Regions from separate parts of the Homo sapiens genome. Here region 2 is linked to region 1. The links are chromatin loops, found by intact Hi-C in ENCODE. Cell type or tissue: Calu3. All regions are shown on one strand.

The links. Hi-C counts contacts between places; a loop is a spot of excess contacts. Peaks named below come from ENCODE experiments on the same cell type or tissue, not always from the same donor. Only the 100,000 strongest peaks of a DNase experiment are listed, where the experiment ranks them.
Region 2: it touches region 1 in a loop (2.9-fold over the local background); 4 of 110 quality-filtered maps call a loop at or near these places.

Annotation. Positions count from the first base shown.
Region 1 is chr1:104,775,805-104,783,804 of GRCh38, reverse strand. No RefSeq gene overlaps it. Among named protein-coding and RNA genes, the nearest start is that of LINC01676, 840 kb to the left of the region's middle. In Calu3, CTCF peaks have their summits at 2,929 and 3,129 (motif pointing left); a DNase peak (open chromatin) is centred at 3,114.
Region 2 is chr1:105,021,678-105,029,677 of GRCh38, reverse strand. LOC105378880 (a long non-coding RNA gene) reads left to right here and starts at 4,576. Exons shown (of 3, transcript XR_947657.1): 1 at 4,576-4,624; 2 at 6,528-6,570. RefSeq lists a silencer at 2,184-2,384. In Calu3, no CTCF peak of the experiment used is centred here; no DNase peak of the experiment used is centred here.

The sequences.
Region 1 (8,000 bases):
GTACTTTGTCCTGATACAGTCAGAAACTTGCTTTTCCATAAAAAGAAATGAAACTGTTGAAACTCTATTACAGAGCAGCTTATGCATGCTAGAAAATGAACTGCATAGTATTAAAGCTTTAAACTATAGAAAAATAATACAGACCCTTCCGTATGCAAAGCTTTGCCTCAAAATCTATATAATTAACAAAACCTGGCCTTAGCTTTGGCTATTGTCTGGTATAATGCTGCAACAAATTCAAGATAACAGGGTCCCATTTATCTTTTCTCCAAAGCTGGGGAAATCTGCCTGTGTAATTTCATGCTAGCATGAGTATCTGAGACATATGACTGAGAGTTGACTTTATTATTCTAAATATAGCTTGATATTTAAAATAGAACCAAGTGGAGATTAAAGCTAGGATTTACTTTATTTTAAAAACGCTTAGTGAAAATATGTAATCAAGACAACTATAGACCTACAAAACTGACTGATATCCTGATTCCAATAATACCTGATTACAAGATACCAATAAATTTCTCAAATATACAGAATGAGTACAAATCTAATTTTATCATAACATCAAATGTTGAATGTATCGCTGCATTGCTAAAAGAACCATAAAAATAATTAGGTCTCTAATTTACCAAATATCAATTTCTCTTAGATCTCAATTATATTTAGTGGTCCTTAAATTATCTACATGTGTGCGTCAAATGTCAATGATATATTATCATGTTTTCAATAATACCTTGGTAGAATAAATTGGTAGATTGACTATTTAAACTTGGAGTTTTCTTCCATTTTGCAATTATATGTAAACACTTGATAAATACATTTGAGTGGTTTTCAGATAGAAATATGCCACATACAAAGGGCATGTACAAAGGACATCAGTACAAAGAGCATCAAACCTTTGGGGAGTGTTGGCATCTGACTTCAAGGACAGGAGTTGGCAAACAGTATGCAAATGTATTTCAGAAAGCAGGAGTAGCCTTCACAAAGACACAAGAGAAAAATCTGATAATTAAGAAAACTGAGATATTTGGCATATAGTAAATACTAAATGTTTGTATTATATTAAAATTATTGTTAATACAGCTGGAGAGAAGCATATAAGAGTCAGAGAGGTGAGAGCTCTGAGAGTTTTTTGAAGAGTGCAAATAATAAAATTTAAGAACTTTATACATTTTTGCATACATTCTGTGGAATAATTAAAGAGAAATATATGGGTAGTTAATTGATTAGATGCACATTGTGGATGATTGGAGAAGAATAGATAAAAATAGGGTAAAACAGATTATTGAAGTTTCATTGTAGTAATCTAAGGGAGATACAGTAAGTCCTAACAGCAATAGAGATGATGGGAAGAAGAGTATCATTACTTTTGGAGATAAATGAAGGGAATGGGACTTTTTGTGAGGAATGAAAGAAGGAAAGTAAAGCAAGGAATTTTAAATGACTTCATCATTCATGCTTGTAAAAGTAGGGGAATAATTCTGTAAACAGAGTGTCCAATTTGAGAAATATATCATGGTTAGGGAAGAAGATGCTACATTACATCTTGAGCATATTTGAGGTACCTGATGACTTTTAAGTGAAGACATCCATTAAACATGTAGAGATAGATATAAATTTGGGGAGTCTTAAGCTTGTAGATAGAAGGTGAAATCGTGAGAATGATCCCAGCACCTAGAGAGAGGAGGAAGAGAGAGAAGTAGGAAGACTGACATCAGAACTCTCCTAAATATCAATATTTCATTATTTACTTGTAGTCAGAGAGGACACAGAGACAGAAGTAGGAAGATTGAGAAATGAAATCTCCTAAATACCATTGTTTCAGAATTTTCTTATAGTCAGAGGAAGCTGACAACACACACACACATACACACACACACACACACACACGAGAGAGAGAGAGGACATGAGAGAAAAAAGAGGATGGAGAACTTTAAATGCGGTAGAAGAGAACATTCTGAGGAAGATGAGGTGAGTAGTTTCAAACACCGCAAAAACAAAGTATATCGGAAAGATTCACTGGACTTAGTAAAGAAAGGCTATGTCATAGAGAATGTTAGTTTCCTTGGAAGAGTGGGCCTGAAAACCAGGTGCCAGTGACTCGAGGACTAAATCATGGGCAAGCAAATTGTGAGAGAAGGTGTAACCTAGTCTATGGAAAACATTAGCAAAAACTCTTGGTTGTATCTATTTTTAATTACTAATGGTTACACTCTCCAAGGTTAGTATCATTGAAGTCTTGAGGCATGAACAAAGCAATAAGGCTATCACATTTCCAGGTTGAGGTGTCATTTATGAACTAAAATTAATGGGGTTAGTAACAGCATCCAAACTTGGCAGATGGTGTACAAGGAATCACGATTAACCAAAAGAGCAAATATAGAAGTCATATATTTTTGGTGAAAGGTAATGAGTTTGGTTTTTGACATGTCTGCCACATATTCTAGTGTACATGACTGGTTGGAAGGTAATTACAGAGTCTTAGTATTGGAAGACTGTTTAGTGATGGGTATTTGTGAATTTCTAACATAAAACCATGTTTATTTTATTGGTTTGAAGTCTGTGCCTTTGCCTAGGGGAAAAGAAATGAGACTGAAGACGGCCATTGGTTTACCCAAGAGGTTATTAAAGTCTATTAGGGGCTGGAGAAAAAGAAGCAGATTTAAGTAAAAACAGGGGTAGTTACTTGAAATCATACAATAAAAGGTGGCATGATTTCCTAACTCTCACCAAGGCTGTCTCATGTGCTAGCAGAGGCTCTCTCTCAGAATGTTCATGGTAATTATTACTGTGGAAGTGGATGAGAGAATATACATTAAAATAAAGAGACGGCAAGTATGGAAAGCAAGAATAAAGTAGATGAAGACCAGAATCCTGGAAAACAAATATATAATTGTTACATAGAGAAAAGAGAAACAGGCAAGAAAACTAAGACATACTCAGAGAGACAGGAAGAAAACCAGGGCAAAATAACATCTAGTAGGTCAAAGGTAATCTGGGTCCATGACTCTGATGGGTTTGACACCCTTTTGGAAGAGCATTTTCTGTGTAATTTAACACAAGGTAATCTTCTTTGGCTACTTTTCAAATTGGATCTTCTCTGGCCCAGATAGCTCTTTGCTGCCCCCTTCTGATTTTTTCTTGCTACAACTCCTGCAAATTAGAATTAACTGTGAATTTAGATCATCAACGTTATAAATTGAGAGCCTGACAGCACGTTACTACTAGAGGGCCTGATTTCTATACGCGACCCTTCTAAAATACGAAATTTAGTTGATGCACCCCTGGCACCTATGGTTATGCTAAGCCCATCTTTTACTAGTTCTACCCATTTTAATTACTAGTAGTTATCCTCAATGAGGATATCCCCATTGAGGCTAACCTCAATGAAGTCTTGACTGACATAAGCAAAGCAATGAGGTTATTAGATTTCCAGTGAAATTTGTGGTCTAATTCTATAGATCTGATGTCTGTGCACTTGAAAAGAGCTCTGAATATCTTAGTGTCCACTTACCTGAATCTACTCTAAAACTAACTCCTTGTTTTTATAAGAATGAGATTCTGCCTTGGGTTCCTATTCAGCAATTTAAAACCTGAATGATCTGATGTTAGGCACTCTGTTGTGCACTTCTAAATGGTTGGGCAAATCAAAACTACATTGCAATTACTTTTTTAATCATCAGTCTTTAATGATAGCCTTTGTTATACATGATCTCAATTCTAGCCATTCTTGTCCACAGCTGTATTCTTGATGCACTAGAAAATTTTAGAAAATACTAGGCTTTAATGGTATTTAAGTGAACTAATGGGTAAATGAATTTGGTTAAATACATACAGTAAAACCTAGACCCTATGTCTGATGTGTTTTCACTGTTGATATTAGATCTGTTCTGAAATAATTGTATACATTATGGTGTTTCACACAGACTTCAAGTGTCATCCAATATCAGAATGTCCTCTCTCTAAACTGAAATCTAAGCTAAATACATCGAATTTTTAATGCCCTTTTACACAAAGTTTGGACTTCAGCATATCTCCAAAGAGCCAGCACTCAGCTGGGTCAGTAGCTTCTCCATATCCAGTCAATTTCCAAATCCTCTCCTTCTACCATTGATCACAGTGGTATGGTCCTGGCATTCCTAGCAGCTGAACACATGAAAATTTTTCTTATCAAGTTTGTTCTCCTTGCAATGTAACAAAATAGTATACACATTTATCAGGATGTGTATTTTTTTTTAACTATTTTTGTCTCTTCCTATTGCTAACTTTGCTCTTTCTGGACCTTCTATTATGGTTCTGTCCATCCCTACCTCCTAGTAAACGTGAAGTGTCAAATGTTTACATTCTCTGAATGCTTATTTTCTGGGTGTGTGCATTCTGAATTTTACATATGAATTAAAAATCTTAATTCCTTTCTTAATCTTCTACAGATTGTGAAGAAACAAGCTGCTCTAAGTCTCAAGATTTTGTGAAGTCAGTGGAACTCTTGTAGATAATGTGGACTCCAACAAAGACAAAGCAAAAAATAAATAGACTTGAAACATCGAATCAATAAATCAAGATGTATTTCTGAAATATCCCAGGGAAGGAAAATACATGACTAATTCTATTTTTTCTCTTTGTAGTATAATTCTAATACCATTACTAATACTGCCAGTATTACTAGCTAGCATGTGTGGAGCTTGTAGTATGCAATGGACTGTCTATATAGAAACACAATTTATATATTATTTAATGTCTTTCTCATAAAAATTCTATTCTGATATGAAATAGAGAAAGAGCAAGAATCTTGCTGAAAATCAATGACCTGGGAAGTGGTGAGCTGGGATTTTCATCCATAAGTGAATAATATTTAAAGTTCTATAGAGCAGTTTTCTGAGGTTTGACAGAGATAGATAGGGTCAGGAAAGGAGCATGCATGGGGCTTCAAGGATTATGTTTTACTTTGTAGCGTGGCTGGTGGGTAAGTGAGCTCTCATATTTTTAGTCTTCACATTCTAGGCATACACTACAAATAGTTTCTGTATTATTTGTAGATACTCTGTATTCAGTTTGTAATAAGACTATTTAAAAAGGAAAAATTAATATTCCTCTAAGCAACAAGATATGCTCTACTTGGCAGTTTTAATTGACATCATGTGAATTTATAAAGAAAACATAAGTGTGCTCTTTTAATGATAGGTTTGCTAACCCCAAATTTCAGCTTACACCACAGGAAACATTGTAAAATATGAGACGGTATTTTAAGTGCATATTCACAGTTGTGATGGCCTGAAATTCACTTTTGTAAAAACGATATATTAAGCAAATATCACACATAGTTACGTGAGATTTTTTTTTATCATGTGCTGGGGAAAATCTGATTAAAATAATGCAGATTACTATATCAAGATAATCATTCATGATATAGAGATCTTATACTAAATTACCCAATGAAAATATAAGAATTAACTGTTAAATGAAGATATAAATTTAGAACTTATTTAGCTCAACAAAACTGCACAATTACAGCAAGTGCAATAGTTAAAATTAGAGTACATACCATTAAAATCATTTTCTAGTAACAAGTGAACTTGAATGTCATTTCATGTTAACTGAATATTAGTATTTCTTCATCTGTAATGTGCCAGTTTATATGTTTTGCCAATTTTTTTCTATTACATAGTTCTTGATTTTTTTAAATAGGTGTTTGATATGGTTTGGCTGTGTCCCCACCCAAATTTCATCTTGAATTGTAGTTACCATAATTCCCATGTGTTGTGGGAGAGACCTGGTAGGAGGTAACTGAATCATGGGGGCAGGTCTTTCCCATACTGTTCTTGTGGTAGTGAATAAGTCTCATGAGATCTGATGGTTTTATACAAGTTTCCCCTTTTGCTTGGCTTTCATTCTCTTTGCCTGCTGCCATGTAAAATGTGCCTTTGTTCTTCCCTCACCTTCTGCCATGATTGTGAGGCCTCCCCAGCCAGGTGGAACTGTGAGTCCTTTAAACCTCTTTTTCTTTATAAATTACCCAGTCTCGGGTATACCTTTATCAGAAGCATGAAAACAGACTAATACAGTGTTTTGTGTATCTTGAACACTGTTATCCAAAAATCTTCCTCATGATCATTCTGAGATTTACAGCATCTTTCTGAGGCTCTGGCTCATCTGTTTTCTAGATCTCATGTCTTCTCTTTCTTGGGTTACACTCTCATCTGAGAAGTTCATACTCCCTTGAGGCTTCCTGGAGGGAGGAGTTTGATAGAAAAATATCTGAGAATATACATGCATGAAAATGCCCTAATTCTCATATTCTTTTAACTTTGACATCAGAATGAAAATGTCTAGATTGGAAATCCAAATTCCATTTTCTTTGCAACCTGAATGATCTAGGATATCAAATCTAAATTAACTATTATGTATCCCTTTGTCCAATTGAAATTGTTCAAGAAAGGGCATGTTACTCCAAACAGACATAATTAGAAAAAGAGAAAAGTGCATTAGGAATTTCTAGAAAGCATGGTTTTTCTTTTCCAGTAATTGATGGATGCCAGCCTTCTCCATCCCTCTGAATAGTGTGCTGTGCAGAGTGAATTTCTCTGGCCATTTTCCCTTGAGGGACTTGAAATCATGGAAGGCAGAGCTCACAGGAAAGAAAGTACCAGCTCATCAGTGAGTCAGTGAATAAACACAACCCTGAAACCTATTTTGTGTCTGGACTATCTAATAATGCAAACCAATAAATGTCCCTTATTATTTAAGTTGATATCAATTGTGCTGTGTGTTAATTTACACACAGAGAATCCTAAGTAATGCATTGGGCATTACTATTTATTCTAGGAAGAAGCTGATATTTGATTGCCCAAATCTCTATCATTTACAAGGGTTATTTTTAAGATGATAATCTAATTAGAGTAATGGTTTCAAGTAGAATGGAATGGGTAAAAGAAAGAAATTAGTAACCGTGGTATCTAGCCAGTAGAACATAGACTCAGACTTTGAGTCAAGTTGAGCATCCTAAATATTTAAGCTATTTAAGACTCTCAGAATGCCATGGAAAAATGATTGTCTGAGTGGTAGAATATTTGTCATCACCAGATATTCTCGGCTAAAAGTGGGTTGGCCAATAATCAAAATGTAACATTTCTGGAGCAATTTGTTGTTCATAAATTTTAGAAGATATTTTTGCTGTGGGCACTATTTTTTTTTTTTTTGAGACAGAGTCTCTCTCTGTCACCAGGCTGGAGTGTAGTGGCACAATCTCGGCTCACTGCAACCTCTGCCTCCCGGGTTCAAGAGATTCTCCTACCTCAGCCTCCTGAGTAGCTGGGATTACAGGTACCCGCCACCAGGCCCAGCTAATTTTTGTATTTTTAGTAGAGACATGGTTTCACCATGTTGGCCAGGATGGTCTAGATATCCTGACCTAGTGATCTATCCACCTCAGCCTCCCAAAGTGCTGGCATTACAGGCATGAGCCACCACGCCCGTCCATGGCCACTCATTTTAAAGCTCTCTTGGACTTGTGGTGTGTTTTAAAAGAACTTGGCGGAGGAGCCAAGATGGCCGAATAGGAACAGCTCCGGTCTACAGCTCCCAGCGTGAGCGACGCAGAAGACGGGTGATTTCTGCATTTCCATCTGAGGTACCGGGTTCATCTCACTAGGGAGTGCCAGACAGTGGGTGCAGGTCAGTGTGTGCGCGCACCCTGCGCGAGCCGAAGCAGGGCGAGGCATTGCCTCACCTGGGAAGCGCAAGGGGTCAGGGAGTTCCCTTTCCGAGTCAAAGAAAGGGGTGACGGACGCACCTGGAAAATCGGGTCACTCCCACCCGAATATTGCGCTTTTCAGACCGGCTTAAGAAATGGCGCACCACGAGACTATATCCCGCACCTGGCTCAGAGGGTCCTACGCCCACGGAGTCTCGCTGATTGCTAGCACAGCAGTCTGAGATCAAACTGCAAGGCGGCAGCGAGGCTGGGGGAGGGGCGCCCGCCATTGCCCAGGCTTGCTTAGGTAAAC
Region 2 (8,000 bases), 250 kb before region 1:
TAACACTGATTGCATAAACACACAAGCAAGCAAAGAGAAAACTAATAAAAACTCTACTCTTTAACTTCTTCCCCTTAACTTGATTTAACCTTTTGTTGTTGCTATTTATATCTTATTGTATTGTCTATGTCTTAAAAAGTTGTTGTAGTTATTATGTTTTATTGGCTATCTTGCTGTCTTTCTACTCAAAAAAATAAGCAGTTTACACAACACTTTTCCAATATTATAAAATTCTGTGTTTTTCTGTGTACTTACTATTACCAGCGATTTTTATACCTTCTGATAATTTATTAGGCTCATTAATGTCTTTTTCTTTCAATTTGAAAAACTCCATTTAGCATTTCTTGTAGGACAGGACTGGGGTTGATAACATCTCTCAGCTTTTGTTTGTGTGGAAAAGTGTTTATTTCTTCTTTATGTTTGAAGTATATTTTCACCAGATATAATAGTCTAGCATAAAAGTTTTTTTTTTCTTTAGCACTTTATGTCATCCCAATGTTTCCTCATCTGTAAGTTTTCCACCGAAAAGTCTAGTGCCAAATGTATTGAGCTCCCTTGTATTTTTTTAAAATTTATCTTGCTATTTGTAGGATCGTTTCTTTATTCTTGAAATGTGGGAGTTTGATTATTGAATGTCTTGAGACAGTCTTCTTCAGGTTGAATCTGCTTGGTGTTCTATAACCTTCTGGTATCTGTATATTGACATCATTCTCTAGGTTTGGGAAGTCTTTGTTATTATTCCTTTGAATAAACTTTCTACTGTATCTCTTTCTACCTCCTCTTTAAGGCCAATAACTTATATTTGCCCTTTTGATGCTATTTTCTAGATCTTATGGGCATGATTCGTTCTTTCTTATGCTTTTTTTTTTCTGTCTCGTCTTACTGTGTATTTTAAAACGGCCTATCTTTAAGTCCTCTAATTCTTTCTTCTGCCTAATCCATTCTATTTTTAAGTGACTCATGTATTCTTCCCTATGTCAACTGCATTTTTTATCTCCAGAATTTCTGCTTGATTCTTCTTAATTATCTCAATCTCTTGTTTAAATTTATCTGATAGTATTATGAATTCTCTCTCTCTGTTATTCCAAACTTCATTGAGCTTCCTCAAGACAGCTATATCAAATTCTTTGTCTGAAAAGTCACATATCTCTGTTTCTCTAGGATTGTTCCCTGATAAATTATTACATTTATTTAGTAAGGTCATGTTTTCCTGGATAGTCTTGAAGTTTTTGGAGGTTTATTTGTGACTGGAATTTGAAGAGTTATGTATTTATTGTAGTCTTTGAAATCTGAGCCCATTTGTACCCATCCTTCTTGGGAAGGCATTATAAGTTTTCTAAGGGACTTGGGTGTTGTGATCTAAGTTTTTGGTCATGCAGCCATATCTGCATTAGGGGGCACCCCAAGCCCATTAATGCTATTGCTCATAGAGGTACTGCCTTGGTGGTCTTGGATAAGATTCAGAGGAACTCTCTCGATTACCAGACAGAGACTTTTGATCTCTTCATCACATAGAGTCTTTCTCTATGTGCTGAGCTCCCTGAATCTGGGGAAGTGGTGACAGTGGTCCCCTGTAGCTACCACCACTGGGACTGCACTGAGTCAAAGTGGAAGCCAGCACAGCTCTGGGTCTTGCTCAAGGCCCGCAGTAACCACTGCCTGGCTACTGCTTATGTTCCCTCAAGGCCCTGGGGCTCTACAATCAGCAGTCAATGAAGTCATCCCCACTTGTGTCCTTCACTTCAGGGTAACATGTTCTCTCCAGATTCAGGAAGGTCCAGAGTTGCCATTCAAAAGCCAGGGCCTGGAGTCAGAAATCTTAGGAATCTACGTAGAGCTTAATTCAACTGTAGCTGAGCTGGCACTCAACCATAAGACAAAGTTCTCATTCTTCCCTCCCTTTTCCACAAGCAGAAGAGTCTATTCCCAAAGACACCACTGTCCCAGGCCTGTGGCAAGTAGTGCCAGGCTACCACTGAGCTTTACTCAAGGACCAAGTACTCCTCAGTCAGATTGTGGTGAATGCTACCAGGCCTGGGACTTTCTCTTCAAAGTAATGGGCTCCCCTTTGGCCCAGTCCAGGTACAGAAATGCCATCTAAGAGCCAAGGCCTGGAATGCAAGACCCCAAGAGCCTGCTTGTTGCTCTACCCCAATGTGGCCAAGCTGGTACCTAAGCTGCAAAACAAAGTCCCCTTTTCTGTTCTTTCTCTTTTTCTGAAAAAGAAGGAGTCTCTCCCTGTAGCCACCATACCTGGTAATGTGCTGAGTCACACCTGAAGCCAGCACTTCTCTGAGTCTCATTCAAGTCCCATGAGAAGTAATGCCTAGTTACCACTACTGATTATTTGGGGCCCAAAAACTGATTATTTGGGGCCCAAAAGCTTTTTACTTGGCAGGTGATGAATCCTGCCAGAACTTAGCCTTTCCTTTCGAAGCAGTGGGTTCCCTTCTGGCCCAGGATGTGTAGAGAAATGTTTTTCAGGAGATAAGGCTTGGAATGGGGATCTCAGGTCTCCGGTGCCCTATCCCACTGTGGCTGAGTTAGTATCTAAATTGCCATACAAAGTCCTTTTTAGTCTTCCTTCACTTTTTCTCAAGCTGAAGGAAGGTCTCTCCCAAAGCTGTGAGTTGCTGCCTGGGGTTGTGGGAGGGGTGACACAAGCACTCCCTTTGCTACCCCAGCTGGTGTGTCACCAAGTCACATGTCCTCCAAGTCCACTGGCTGTAAGCCCAGCACAGCACCAACTATTGCCCCCAAACTGCTGTCTCTTTCAAAGTTATCTAGGACTCCAGAGCAATTTAGCTCTTTTGATAAGCCTTGCCAGAACTCAGGTTCTGACCGCTGGAATGGGCAATTTCCCTCTGGCTAAGTCTGGTCTAAATGTTCCTTCTGTAAGTGCCAGTTGATTTCTACCCAGTGTTGCTTTCTGCTGTGACAGGGCAGCACTGAGTTGCAATGCAAAGCTCCACAGTCACTAGGCTCTCCTTCCCCCAAGAAAACAGATTCTCTCTCCATGCCATGCAGCTGCTGCCAGAGAATGAAGGATGGTGTTAGCATTTCAAGACTGTCTTTTCTGCCCTCTTCCGTTCTGCTTTCAGTGATATGAAGTTAAAACCAGGTACTGTGATTGTTCACCTGATTTTTGGTTTTTATGAAAGTGCTTTTTCTGTGTAGATAGTTGTTCGATTGGATGTGCGTGTGGATAGGGCAATTAAGGAGGGCTTCTGTTCAGCCAGCTTGCTCGAACTTCTTCTCTATTTTTTTAAAGTGATGTAAATAATGAGAAGAATTTGTCTGTGCAAATTTATATATCCATCTGGTAAAATTTTATTATTGCCTGAAAAACTTCCTTCAACGTATCATGTAGAGTGGATCTACTGGTAAGTTATTTAAGCTTTTGTCTGCATGGAAAGATTTTTACTTTGCCTTCATTTTCAAAAGATATTTTACCAATTATGGAATTCTGGATGGAGAATTGTTTTGCATGCTTTTTTTGTTTGTTTTCTTTCAGTACTTGGGAAATGTTGCCCAACTCTCTTCAGACTTGCATTGTTTAAGATATTTGTTCCTCTGTCCATACCATGCCTTTTTGTTTTGACTGATTTCAAGATTTTGTTTTAATCATTGGTTTTCAATGATTTCATTATGACGTTCTTTGGTGTAGCTTTGTTTATAATTCTTGTGCTTGGAGTTTGTCGAGTTTCTTGGATCTTGTGAATGGCACTTTTATTCAAACTTGTAAACATTCTGGCCCATGTTAGATATTTCTTGTTTACTGTTCTTCCTTCTTTTCATCTTTCATCTTCTATGAATTCTATTTGCGTATGTATTAGGCAGCTTGAATTTGTCTCACCATTCACTGGTGCTCTGCGTATGTATTCTATAATTCTACTTATTCTCTGTTTATAGATAGATAGATTTTTTTTCTATTGCTATATTTTCAAGTTTACTAATATTTTCCTCTGCGAAGTGTAATTTCCATTCTGCATTTTTTTTCAGCATTATATTTTACACTTCTACAACTCTGACTTAAAATATATCTTTCATATCTCCACCTAAATTTTGAGTATGGAGAAAACATTTATGGGGGGGAAGGAATGCCTATGATTATGATAGCTTTTTAGATATCCCTGTATAGCAGTTATACCGTTTGTGCCACTTTTGAGTGTCTTTCAAGTTGTTTGTTGTTCTCCTTATTAGTTATTTCTATTTTTTGCATGCATAGTAATTTTTGCTTAGCTACCAAGCAGTTTTTTTTATCTTGTTGAGTACTGGATATTTACATATTTCTATAAATATTGGCTTGCAATCTAGTTTAACTACTTAGAAAATGCTTACTGGGAAGGGGAGTCCCGTTTGTAAGAACTGTTTGATAGGAGTAGTGAAGTGTTTCGTCCAAGATTAATTATACCCCACTACTGACTCAAGACCTTCTGAATACCCTACCCAATGCCCTGTGAATTATGAGAAATTCACTGTGGCTTCTGAGAACAGACACTATTTTTGGCCATGTGTTGGTACCTAATCTATTCAGGTGGTTGTTATTCTGACCTAGGATGTTTTCCTTACAGGTATGGACTTATCTGTACTCAGCCAACTGTAGAAGAACAACCCTTCAGAGGTATCGAGAATTTTTTCCCTTTGTAGAATTTTTTTCCTTAGCATTCTGTTCTGAACTCTCTTGATGTTTAATCTCCCTGGACTCTCGGCTTCATCTCCTAACTGCAAGTTTTATTAGGACATTCCTGAATTTCTCCCTCCAATGTCCTGCTGCCAGGAAACTCATACAAGGAAGTGAATTAAAACAAACCCAGCGCTCACTTTATTTGTTCCCAGAATCTCAGGGACCATGGTCTTCATTGTCTGATGTCCATCGCCTTTAAACTGTTTCATATATTTTATTCATTATTTTTTTTAGAAAGAAGTGTACATCTGATCCCTATTACTAAATGTTGATTAAAAGACCAAGATTTTTTAAATTTATTTTCAATTATTTATTTTTATTATTTTTAAAATTTTATCATTTTTAAAATTTAATATCTTGTTAAAGATATCTTTGTTTACTTAAACTACATTAGAGATACTACTAAAATATTCAAAATATTTTTGAGAGAAATAAGTAATCTAAATAAAAGGAAAGATAATGACAATGGTCATTAACTGGAGGACTCTAGCTAAAAACAAAAATTATAAAACTTTTTGAGGAAAACATATCAACTATCTTTAAGATATTGGTAAAAACATATAGCCTTACCACTGACTTTTCAAATAACTTGTTAATACTCTACTCTTACACATCATGTTGATAGCTTTTTCTCTGCTTTCAGCCAGCAATCCAAACAACTATTTCTTTAAAAGACCTTACCTAAATATGTTAACATACGAATTGTCATTTAAATCTGTTTATTTCTTTAACACTAATTCTACTTGATAATATTATACTTGTTATTTATATGGTTTTCTCTTTTTTACTCACTGACAGGAGGTTCTGTGAAGTCAAGACTAAGGTATATCTTCTTTACCATGGTGTCCCAGGGACCTAAAACAATTCCTGGAATAAAGTACTACTTTTAATTATGAGTCCAATAATTTATTACTCAGCACTGAGCAATACTTTTACATTTTTGATATATCTTGAGCTTTCCTTTGAACTGTTTTCCATTTTCAGCCCATATGTGCCTTCCTACCAGGCACTTTTCTTGCTCTAGCTTGGCTTTATTTGCCAATATATGTTGATGATTTCCAACTTATTACTGCCAACTCATCATTTTTTTAAAGACCATAAAAACATATCTGTTTATTTGAAATTTTAATTTCAAATATTGGTTATTCTACTAAATATTATAATTAAATATGACTAAAATTAATCTAATTATCTTTCATTCCCTTACCATAAACTTTGTTTACATCTTGTAATCTGTTGCTTTCAGTGTATGAAATATATTGCTTCTTAGGTGTCATTCAGAAATCATGTCACTCTGGCCTACCCTTTCTTTGACCACCTCCATACAATCAATCATAGACAATATGATGTTTCTGAGGAACAAATATGATTGGCCACAACTCTTCTCAAAACTTTGCTCATCCTTTTCTATAGCTTAAAGGCCGACTCAATCTGTAGTGTTAGAACTAACAGTCTGCTCCTCATTGTCTATCTGGCTCCTTTTTTTCTGCTGTTCTCCTTTTTTTCTATTCCAGAGACATATAGAATTACTCTCCCAATTACAGAAAAAAATTGATGATGTTTTTTCTCTTAAAATGTTGACCATAATGTTTGTAGTGTCTATGATGCTCAACTTGTACTCCCAATACTACCATTTGTCTTCTCCACTCAGTTCTTTATCTCAGGAGGCTAAGATTGTAGTTTGTACCAATGAGTTCTTTTGCACTTTATCTTGTTGGATTTGGCCAATAGGAGATATTTTCAGGAGAACAGAGAAGTGGAGGAAAGATAATTCAGGATATTGTTTCTCCTGATTATCTTTCTGACAGGTTAACTTCAGTGGTCTGTGTCTTTCCCACAGCTCCTGAGAGTTGGTCGTCTTCATACAGCTACTCTGGATTTAGGTAAGTGGTCCCTCCTCTTGCCCAGAGGTGCCCAATGGTATCTATCATGTAAACTCAGGAGTGCTGTACTCTTCCTATTTTGTTTTCTTTGGTGAATATTTCTTTTATTAAACTTTCTGAGATGTACTCCTTCTAGGATCCTGACTAATCTCAGTACTAACATGCACGTAATTGCCAAATAATTTTAAGTGGAAGCAGCAAGTTTAAAAAGTGGTAAAAGTTATGAATCTAAATAATCCTGAACTTATTGTAGGTCCTGGGAGCCAAGTTTGGTTGTACAAATTCCTAAAATATTTTAGATATATAGAATTCTATGTACTTATGTAAAAATTAACCTACTTTGTTAAAAGTGTAAGTGTGAAGCTCCTTTTCTACTAAGAATAAGGCAAATCTTTCCTTAATTTGGAATTATATAATGTTAATGTCATTTTTTATCTATATCATTAAGCCACAGTGCCCTAATTAAATATACTATTAGATGATTGACAAAATAAATTATTGGATAAAATAGAAACAAAGATATGAGATAGAAACTGTTACTCAACACTATCAAATTTCAAAATATATTACAAAAATTTATGGTTTCATAGATATTATTTAGGAAAAATATAATAAGTATTCTAATAGATTTGTTATATATCAAATGAAATTTTATAGTAAAATGCACTTTGACTAGCCATAAATTGTTTAATTTAATGTAAAATGTGGGAATTAATTTATATCCATTTTAGAAAAGATACCGGCATGATTATTATAGTTCCCATTAAATTCATTACCTGTACATTACAATCCTAAAGATAAATTTAAAATACAATGCATGATTAATATTATTACTACTAATACACTATTAACACATTGCATTTTAAGTTAATCTTTTGATGTAAAAATTAACACAAAGAAATGTTAATAAAAATGGTCACTGTCTCATTAATAATGCATACATTTTACCAAAATAAGATACAGCAAAATGTTATTTATAGAAAACTAAGTATATATTTTTTGTGAAGACTTACATTCATCTGTGTAAAGAGTACTCTGCTTACATAATACTAAGGATTTATTTCTTTATGGTTCATATTTTCAATGGGGTTTAGTCTCTCTTGTATAATTTTATCATAGCTTTTATTCTGTTTTCTCCTTTTGCAGTAACACATAAAATTAGGTCTGTTTCCACAGGGTTGTAAAGATAATTTCAAGTCTTTTCCTTTCAAATTGATTTTTACCTTAGCTGTTTTTCTTGTTTAATAAGGTGATAAAATCATATTAATAATATATTTACCAAACTCAGACCTGCATGTACATATTAATGTTGTTTCTAGCCAAAGTAGAATAAATTTAGGCAATGTAGACTCAAACATAGTTAAGTAATTATTACCATATTGTATTGTGATATTTTTCTTCAGAGGACATTTCTCCCTTTACAAGTTGGT